Regions from separate parts of the Homo sapiens genome. Here region 1 is linked to region 2. A link is a contact called in ENCODE Hi-C data. All regions are on one chromosome and are shown on one strand. Each heading gives the region's core, a stretch centred on a gene start or an enhancer-like site at or near the end of the contact. The rest is flanking DNA. Distances are from core to core; before and after follow the strand shown.

Region 1 (4,715 bases), core at 1,879-4,378, 2.9 Mb after region 2:
ATATATGTGCCATATTTTCTTTATTCATCTGCTGATAGACACTTGGGTTGATTCCCTATCTTAGCTATTATGAATAGTGCTGCAGTAAGCTTGGGAGTACAAATATCTCTTCAACATAATGATTTCATTTCCTTTGGATATATACCCAGTAGTGGGATCAATGGATCATATGGTAGTTCTCTTTTTAATTTTTTGAGGAATCTCCATACTGTTTTCTATAATGGCTATACACACCTCTTATTTTGATTCCAGCAGGAGCTCCTTAATTGGTCTGCTTAACTTCAGTCTCTACAGGTTAATGTCTACTTTACATCCTTGCCATATTCAGTCCTTTATTCAAGAAATATTTATTGAGAACTAACAACATGCCCAGCACTGTTCTAAGTGCTGTGGATACAGCAGTTCGTAAAACAGACAAAATTCTCTTCTATTGTTCAAGTAGGAAGAGAACAATAAAAATAAATTGGCAAAACATGTATATTAGATTGAGGTAAGTGCTATTAAATAAAATAATGAAGGAGGACAGGGAGTGCTGGGATGGGGTTATAATTTTACACTGGAGGTCTGGGAAAGCCTCACAAAGAAGGTGGTATTTGTGTAAAGGCCTGAAATAGGAGAGAGAGTGTGCCATGCAAATAAATATCTGTGAGAAAAGAGCACATTCCTGAAAGAGACAAGCCCTGAAATGCAACTCCAATTATGTTACTCCTTTGTAAAAACCTTAAATGGTTTCTCCTTGCCTGTGGAATAAGTTAAAATCTCCTGGTAGTCAAGGCCATCCTCAATGTGATCCAAGCCCCTATCTACCTTTAAACTTTACTTCTCACTCTTCCTCTTCAGATACATGCTCAACCAAACTACTTATTTCGTAAGACAGCACAGGAATTTGAAGACTCTTAGATGAATTTCTGACTTCTGAAATTATTTTTCCTCCAAAGCCCCAATCAAACTCCACCTCTACCTTTCCACCCTCACATGACCTTTAACTGTTTAAATCCTCATTGCGTTTATCTATAGATATCTCTCTCCTGGCACTTATTCCCTGTATTAGCGCTATTTGCATTTTGGTCTTAACCCATCTATGTGACATCATTGTCTCTGTAACCTCTACGGGATCAGTGAAGCACCCTAGAGCAGAACTGTGATTCTCCTGCTTCAGATTCCTAGTGCAGCCAAAACTTGAGCAGTGTTCCACCTGACCAACACAGTACACCATCTCTCTTTTGGGATTCAGTATACCAGAGTCGTTGGGGCCTTGGGCTCCGACTGTGACTCTACCACCTCCTAGTGGCAGAACTTGAAAGCGAACAATACTTTTTATGCTGTAAAACGAGAATACCATCAACTCCTACTTGATAGGGCAATTGGTACGGATGAAACGAGATCATGCTTTTAATGTTTTCTGCAATGCCTGGCACTCAGCACTGAAACGTGATATCTATGCTTATTGCTGTTGTCACTGTCATCATTATCATCAAATAATGCCCCAGGCAAGGTAGAGTTTACAGTTATTTTTTCTTTTTTTTGAGACGGAGTCTTGTTCTATTGGCAGACTGGAGTGCAGTGGCGCGATCTCGGCTCACTGCAACCTCCGCCTCCCGGATTCAAGCAATTCTCCTGCCTCAGCCTCCCAAGTGGCTGGGACTACAGGTGCGTGCCACCATGCCCGGCTAATTTTTGTATTTTCAGTAGAGACGGGGTTTCACCATGTTGGCCAGGATGGTCTCGATCTCTTGACCTCATGATCCACCTGCCTCGGCCTCCCAAAAAAGTGCTGGGATTACAGGAGTGAGCCACCGCGCCCGGCCGGTAGAGTTTGTAGTTCTGACCAAAGCACCAAACCATAAAGGGCTCCCCTCTGCTGCCCCAAAGCTTCTGTAACACTTTAATTATAAGAAGCTTAAACTAGAAAGAACAGAGGGAGCTTAGTCCAGACCGGGAGTGTCGGGGGTTGGGGAGCAGGAGCTGATCTTATCAATTTAATACATAAATATTGAGTGTCTACTGTGAGCCAGGGTTGTGCTGGGTGTTAAGGAATATTTGGGTATTTCTCAACATTGAATAATACGAAAAGTCTCACTTGTCTCCTCCACAACCCTGCGCATTTCTCACACCGAACCTCATCCGTTTAAGAAAAACTTTTCTTCTTCTACCGCTACATAATTTTACTTTGGCTTGCTTTAAATGCAAATGTTTAAACAGAAAATTAAAAATAATCGTATAATAAACACCCTTATTACCCATCACCGAAATTTTTAAAATTAGCATTTTTGCTCAAATAGAGCTTCGATTTTTAAGAAATTTTTGCTTAAGGAAAATTAACTAAAGACATCATAGCATCTCTTTCTAAAACACTTTGGTCTGCATCTCTAAAAATTAAGGAAAGTTTTGGAAAAAAAATCATATTGCCTAAGAAAATAATTTTAATGCCCCCCAATCTATATTCAAACTTTTCTAATAGATCCAAAAATGTCTTTTAAAGTTCGTACAAACCCAGGTCCTATCAAAGCTTATATATTACATTGCGTTATATCTTATATCTCTTAAGTCTTTTAAAATCTAGACTAGTAGCCTCCCCACCTTTTCTAGGTAACATCAATCTATTAAAGATCTAAAAGAAAGCGGCCCAGTTGTCCTATAGAATATCCCACCTTCTGTATTTAACTGCTTCTTCGTGGTGTGGAAAAATCATTTTTAACTCTTTCACTTCACCCCAGACACAGCAGGAACCAGCTCCTTTTCCTCAGGTCCTCCCCGCCTTGGCTCATTGCTCACCTTTCAGAACCTGCAGGAGCAGATCAATCCCCTCTTGGTAACACACCAGAGCCTGCGGATACCGCGACTCCGAATCTAGTTCTACTGCCCGCTTTAGCACAGTGGCTGCAGCTGTGCTCTGCGGGTCCTGCCTCAGCCCGGACTTCGCCATAATTCTGGAAGTTCTCCTCCGCCTCAACCCAGGATGAAGTTGAGCGGGTCTGCTGCGCTTCCGGGAAGTGGTCATGTGATACCCAGGCGCCTGCGCTCTCTTTCTAGGGACTTTCCTGAGTGGGAGGGATTTCGCCGGAACAAAAATGCCTCAGTTTGGAGGTCGCGCTCACTGCGACGGCAGGCTTTGAGTGTAGCACTTGGTAGTTCTTCCTCTGCTCTGCTTCCCTTCGGAGGAAAATTTCAGGCTGAAGGTTTAGCGGGTGCCGGTGAGTGGGGAATGAGTGGCGGAGAGTGCGGCATTCTTCGCAAGGTGTATCCGGGAACCCTCTGCAGATCCTAATTGATTTTCCCTATTGCGTACTGAATTGGCCGGTTACGGCAACCTAAATGGGTCTGCCCCTGATCCCGTCACATTGGCTCCCGTAAGGCCATTGGCCTGCAGGATCCCCCCGTTTCCCAATTTGCAGGATCCAGGGCCACGCGGCTTTTTGTGCCCAGACTCTTGGAGCTCAAGAACGGAGCCGCCGAGGCTGGACAGCTTGGGAAAGGGAACCCAAGCAGCATTTTCTGTGCTGCTGCTTTATTCATAACTTAGGGTTGCCACTGGGTATTAAGGTTGCTTTTTTTTTTTTTTAATGAAGACAGAAAATTGCCTTTATCTTTGTATTGCTTCATTTTATAATGCAAACATCCAAGAGTTGGCAGTTAGAATATTTGCCATTTTATTAAAACTGTGATTTGTTACCATTTTGATCGAGACCTACCAAAAGCTGTTTGTTCTGCCCTTTTTGCCAAGAGGCAGTAATGAGGGCTGCCTACTGCTTGTTAGGCACTAGGAGTTCAGAGAAGAGACACGCTTCCAGCTTTCAGAGATCTCTGGTATCTCTGCAAGAGTGATTCCATGTTTTGCATTTCAGAAGTGTTTTTCCCCCTTTAATAATTGTATACATTGTCGGTTTAGAAAAAGAAATCGATTTTTAACATTCCTGTTGCATGCATGCTCATTGTAAAAAGACAAAAGAACTATCGGTCGCTGGGGGGGAGAAGGGGGAGGAAAAACGCCTTTTTTCATACCCCCAGGGGTATGTTAACGTTTTTCTGACAACCTTCCAGAGTTTTTCTGTGATTACACACGTTCACAGACATTTAAAAAAATAGAAATGGGATCATACTTCTCCTGTGATGCCTGATATTTTCCTGTTTTACAGAAGACAGCGTAATTGTTTCAGGGTCCAGGAGTTACGTGCCTAATTATTAACAGTAACTTTTACTTTATTAAAACGTATTCCTTGCCGGGCGTGGTGGCTCACGCCTGTAATCTCAGCACTTTCGGAGGCCGAGGCGGGAGGATCACGAGGTCAGGAGATCGAGACCATCCTGGCTAACACGGTGAAACCCCGTCTCTACTAAAAATACAAAAAATTAGCCGGGCGTCCGGGCGGGCGCCTGTAGTCCCAGCTACTGGGGAGGCCGAGGCAGGAGAATGGCGTGAACCCGGGAGGCGGAGCTTGCAGTGAACCCAGATCGTGCCACTGCACTCCAGCCTGGGCGACAGAGCGAGACTCCGTCTCAAAAAAATAAATAAGATAAAATAAACGTATTCTTTGAGTCAAACGTGGTGACACACACCTAGCTCCAATTACTGGGAAAATTGAGGATTGCTTGAGGCTGAGTTCAATACCAGAAACATAGCGAGACTCTGTCTCTAAAAACTTGTAACTTTTGACTATCACACCTTCAGAAGTCTGTAAATATTTAAACTTCAGTTATTCTGCAAAAATATATTA
Region 2 (4,706 bases), core at 1,653-4,152:
TGCTGGGATCAGAAGTGTGAGCCAGTTCCTGGCCTTTCTTTTTTTTTTTTTTTTTTTGAGATGGAGTTTCGCTCTTGTTGCCCAGGCTGGAGCGCAATGGCGCGATCTCAGCTCACTGCAACCTCGGCCTCCCAAGTTCAAGCGATTCTCCTGCTTCAGCCTCCCAAGTAGCTGGAATTACAGATGCCTGCCACCACGCCCGGCTCAAAAATTTACTTTTATTTTTAACATGCCTTCGACAAGGATGCACACCAAAGTGAAATAATTATGAGATTGCTCCTTATGACAGCTGAAGTAAAACAAAGGATAAAAACTATAAATGACACGGCATCATTTTATATTGGCATCAACAGAGGTGGGGTAGTCCCAGCTCTGCCACCCTAAACTGGGTAGCCTTGGGGAGATCCTTCATTTTTCTGAGCCACAGCTAAGCACACCCCATGCAGTGCTAGATTTCGGAGATCTAGCTTTCTAGATCTGATGGGTCTAGTGGTGGGAAGGTGGTATGTGTGCTTCAAAGAAAGCAAGTACAGGGCAATGTGCTAAAAGAAAAACCACCAAGACTCACTCAAGCTTAATGCTCTTTGTGCCATTAGCAACATGACAGAGAAAAGGCTGCATATAAGGCCTCTGTCGTGTGCATAACTTTGGCTTTAATGAGCCAACCCAGCAAAGAGTACCATTAAGGTGAAATCTGGAAACAACCAGTTGTCCCCAACCTTCTACAAAATCACCCTACAGCTTCTAAAACTCAAGAGAGATGCAAAACAGTAAGAGAACACTCAGAGAAAGGCAACATTTGGCCACAAGGATGAGGCTTTTCAGCCTAGACCTGCAGAAGCAGAGTATGGTCCGATGCACAGCGGGGAACTTGGACCTTTTCACCAAATCCCAGTGCCTGAATTCTTCAGGAGGTAACACGCAGATATCTAACAGGAAGTGCTTCTGATAGGCGGTGCAGTAAACATCTGGAATGCATCACAGCCAGGGAATAGCACAGACAGGATAGCACAGAGAGGATATAAGACCTTCAAGATGGCTCAAAAGACCTTGGGGTTGATGAACTATGCTGTTACTAAGGACTGTTTGGGGTACATTGATCATTGTTAGGGTAAAAAGCAGGTGATACAGTCCAGTCCTGTCCTCACACTTCACAATTTTTACTGGAGACAAGAATGGGCAGGATAAACTATGGGGCCCATAGGACCCTCCCATCGTCTGCTGTCTATCTGGCCGGAAAGCATGATGATGAACAAAGCAACCTTGCCTCTGTCAGGCACACCTATAATGGTTCCAAGAGCCACATTCCGACTGTTGTACTGCGGGTGGCAATGGAACGGTCTTCCGATTACCTAAAATGCCACAGATTCCCTTCTTCTCTAATACGCATCCGATTACCATAGAACTCTAAGATATCTTTTAAAACCTAGTCATATTAAAAGTTCCTTTTTCTCCATTAATCAGTCTGCCCCAAAGAAGCTTTTCCGTATTTCACAGGATCCTTAGAAGAGGCCAGCTAACTGTGATACCTAGCACCCTTATCTTTTCTCGATACACAGCGTCCTTCCTCCAGCAGAATCCTAAAATAGCAGCAGTCCGGATTAACATGGCTGTGAGGAGTAGGTGCTTAGCTGAATAACATCAGAATTAATGAGGGGCCGGACCCCAAACAGAGCCACCTGGTGGGCATGAACACCAGGCAGTTATGGGGCCGTTTCCTTCAACCAAGTGTCTGGTCCCTGGCTATCTCTGCTTCAGCCAGAACACATTCTGTCCCCCACCGAGGCTTTAAGGGCCAGCGCGCAGCACCCTCACCTTTCAGCAGGTCCGGGTGCACATAGCCCAACACGTCGGAGACCCCCAGCTCCTGGCGCGAACAGGTGCCTCCGTGGATGTGCAACCAGGCGGGCTCGGCGAGGGCAGTGCACAGCGCCGTGATAGACAGGGCGCCAGGCAGGGCCGAGGCCAGGCTACGCTCCGGCTGCTTGGGCAGAGCGCTGCCTCCCGGGCTCCTCCGCCGGCGCCCGCCGGGCAGCCCTGCGCCTCCGGGGGCGTACATGCCCGGGGCCGCCCGCCGTCGCTCCGCAGTCGCTGCTGGTCGCCGCCGACCTCCGCGGGGCGCGCAGAGCCTGACAGTCCGGTGGAGGATAGCAACGCTCCGGGTTCGCTGCAGGTGAAGCCGGGACTGGGCTGTCAGGGTTGACACCAGAGGATAGGGGGGTGGGACCCGGGGCTGACGGAGACGGGGAGGGCTGCGGGAATTCGGGGGGCGGAGACAGGAGACTCCGGAATGGGACTGCGGGACGACAACCGAAGAGGGCCAGGGGCCAGATGGGGTCTGGGCAGACTCGAGTGGGGGGCGGAGGGATCGGGGATCGGCTACTGCTAGAGCAAAGACCCGGAGTCAGGGTCTCAGCCAGAGGATGCCGAGGGGCGGAGGACCGGGCTGGGCCGCGGGGATCGGGGACCCGTGATCTGGGACCGGCGGTTTGGGGTGCGACCTGTGCGCAGAAAAGACCCTCCCCACGCCGCCCACTGTTCCTCACCAGTCAGCAGGCCCCAGGGCTGGGATGGTGCTGCTCAGCCCAGTCACGGGCTTCTCGGCTGCCGGGGGCCGAGCGTTCCCAGGCCCCAATCCCGCAACGCCCGGACAGACCCGGGGCCGATGCACTTCCGGCTTCCTCCTCCTCTGCCTCCGCCTCCTCCGGCTCCCCGCCCCGTCCCCCGCGCGCGTCACAGCCTGGGCGCGCCGCCGGCTCTGCGCAGGGCCTCACGGGACTGGTAGTTCGAGGCGGTCCCGCGATGCTTTCCCTGCCGAGGTGAGGGGAGCGACTACAACTCCCAGAGGGTATGGCGGCCGCAGCAGTGGGCAGTTGAGTTTCCGGGGCGACCCAGGTCCTCCGGCGGAAGCGGGAGCCTCTGTCGGCCGCGGAAGCCTGGAGTGGGCGGTACGCAGACGCGCGCGGTGAGACCCGCTGTCTGCTCAGCGGACTCTGCCCGCCCCCACCTCCCCCTGCGTCGGGCCGACATGAAGGACTCGCTGGTGCTGCTGGGCCGTGTCCCGGCGCACCCGGACTCCCGCTGCTGGTTCCTGGCCTGGAACCCCGCGGGGACCCTGCTGGCCTCGTGCGGCGGCGACCGGAGAATCCGCATCTGGGGCACGGAGGGTAAGGCCCAGCCTGGTTGCGCGGCCCTCAGCGCTGAGGGCTCAGCCTGCGCGTAGTGCAGGCGCTCAGCCTGCAGGGGAGGCTGAACCTGTTCCTGGCGGAGGGAGAGTGGGATGTTAGCCACGCCGAGAAGGGCTTTACAGGCAAAGAAGTCTGCGACTGTTGGGAGGAAAAACGTCAGCAGACAAGCTGAAATGTCAAGGGAATTGTGTTAGCTGCAGAGGCAGGAAAATGGGAAAAGAGAGGTGTTAGGAAAGTGGCCTTCAGAGTAACTTGCGACTGGATGGTCACATTTTATCCCGAGGGCATTGGGGAACCAATAGCAATTTTAGATCAGATTTGTTTTAGAAAGATGCCTCCAGAGGTTGGGCGCGGTGGCTCACGCCTGTAATCCTAGCAGTTTGGGAAGCAGAGGCGGGTAGATCACCTGAGGTCAAGAGGTCAAGACCAGCCTGGCCAACATGGTGAAACCCCGTCTCTACTAAAACTACAAAATTAGCTGGGCGTTGTGGCGGGCACCTGTAATCCCAGCTACTCGGGAGGCTGAGGCAGGAGAATCCCTTGAACCCAGGAGGCGAAGATTGCAGTGAGCCGAGATTGTGCCATTGCACCCCAGCCTGGGCATCAGAGCAAAAACTCCGTCTCAAAAAAAAAAAAAAAAAAAAAAAAAAGCTTCCAGACGAAGTAGATTCATTTGCATCTTTGTAAAAGCTGTGAAATACACTCCCTGAGCTTTCCCCCACTAGCTTGATTCCAGTGCTAGCCCCTGATATTGAATGGCTTCATGGTGCTGCACCCAGCTCCAGAGCCTGGCCTGCGCTCCGCCTTTAGGTGACAGCTGGATCTGCAAGTCTGTCCTTTCTGAAGGCCACCAGCGCACCGTGCGGAAGGTAGCCTGGTCCCCCTGCGGTAATTACCTGGCCTCTGCCAGCTTTGATGCTACCACTTGCATTTGGAAGAAGAACCAGGATGACTTTGAGGTACCCAGGCTGGTTGGGACCAGAATTATTGCCTGTTTCCTCCCCAGGGCTGGTTCAGGAACCTGAGCCAACCTGCGCCAGTTGGGCTGTACCCATGGGAAGGGGCTTAGGGGTGTTAGCTGCTGTTAATTCTCATTTTCTTTCCCCTTTCACAGTGTGTAACCACTCTCGAGGGCCATGAAAATGAGGTCAAGTCAGTGGCTTGGGCCCCATCTGGCAACCTCCTGGCCACTTGCAGCCGAGATAAGAGCGTTTGGGTCTGGGAAGGTGAGGCCAGGTCCCTCCAGGTGGATTGGGAACCACCTGACAGCCCCCTCTGTGTCCCTGACAGGGTCGGCTCTTGGGTCCCCTTTTTCTCTCCCACAGTTGATGAAGAGGATGAGTATGAATGTGTCAGTGTTCTCAACTCCCACACACAGGATGTCAAGCATGTGGTTTGGCACCCAAGTCAGGAGGTAAGAGTCAAGCAGGGACTCTTGTGGGAAGGGCTCTGGTGTGCAGGCTTGTGCCCAGCCTTCCTCTGCTTTTCAGCCTTAATCTAGCTTTTACGGAGAGTTCC

The links. A loop is a pair of places that touch in the nucleus more often than their neighbours do. Pooled maps may share reads with other maps.
Region 1: a pooled map shows a loop between it and region 2 (18-fold over the local background). The contact joins the promoter of MRPL30 here to the promoter of CIAO1 in region 2. A Hi-C loop is called at or near these places in 5 of 50 pooled maps.

What each region holds. Positions count from the first base shown.
Region 1 is chr2:99,178,056-99,182,770 of GRCh38, forward strand. It overlaps MRPL30 (mitochondrial ribosomal protein L30), which reads left to right and starts at 3,129. Exons shown (of 6, transcript NM_145212.4): 1 at 3,129-3,194. MITD1 (microtubule interacting and trafficking domain containing 1) reads right to left here and starts at 3,003. Exons shown (of 7, transcript NM_138798.3): 1 at 2,776-3,003. The coding sequence starts at 2,926. RefSeq lists enhancers at 2,671-2,810, 2,821-3,050, 3,071-3,120 and a silencer at 3,338-3,510.
Region 2 is chr2:96,263,323-96,268,028 of GRCh38, forward strand. CIAO1 (cytosolic iron-sulfur assembly component 1) reads left to right here and starts at 2,903. Exons shown (of 7, transcript NM_004804.3): 1 at 2,903-3,167; 2 at 3,999-4,147; 3 at 4,303-4,414; 4 at 4,514-4,602. The coding sequence starts at 3,029. TMEM127 (transmembrane protein 127) reads right to left here and starts at 2,675. Exons shown (of 4, transcript NM_017849.4): 1 at 2,547-2,675; 2 at 1,816-2,190. The coding sequence starts at 2,059. RefSeq lists silencers at 1,935-2,244, 2,295-2,504, 2,515-2,564 and enhancers at 2,795-2,984, 3,215-3,494, 4,092-4,706.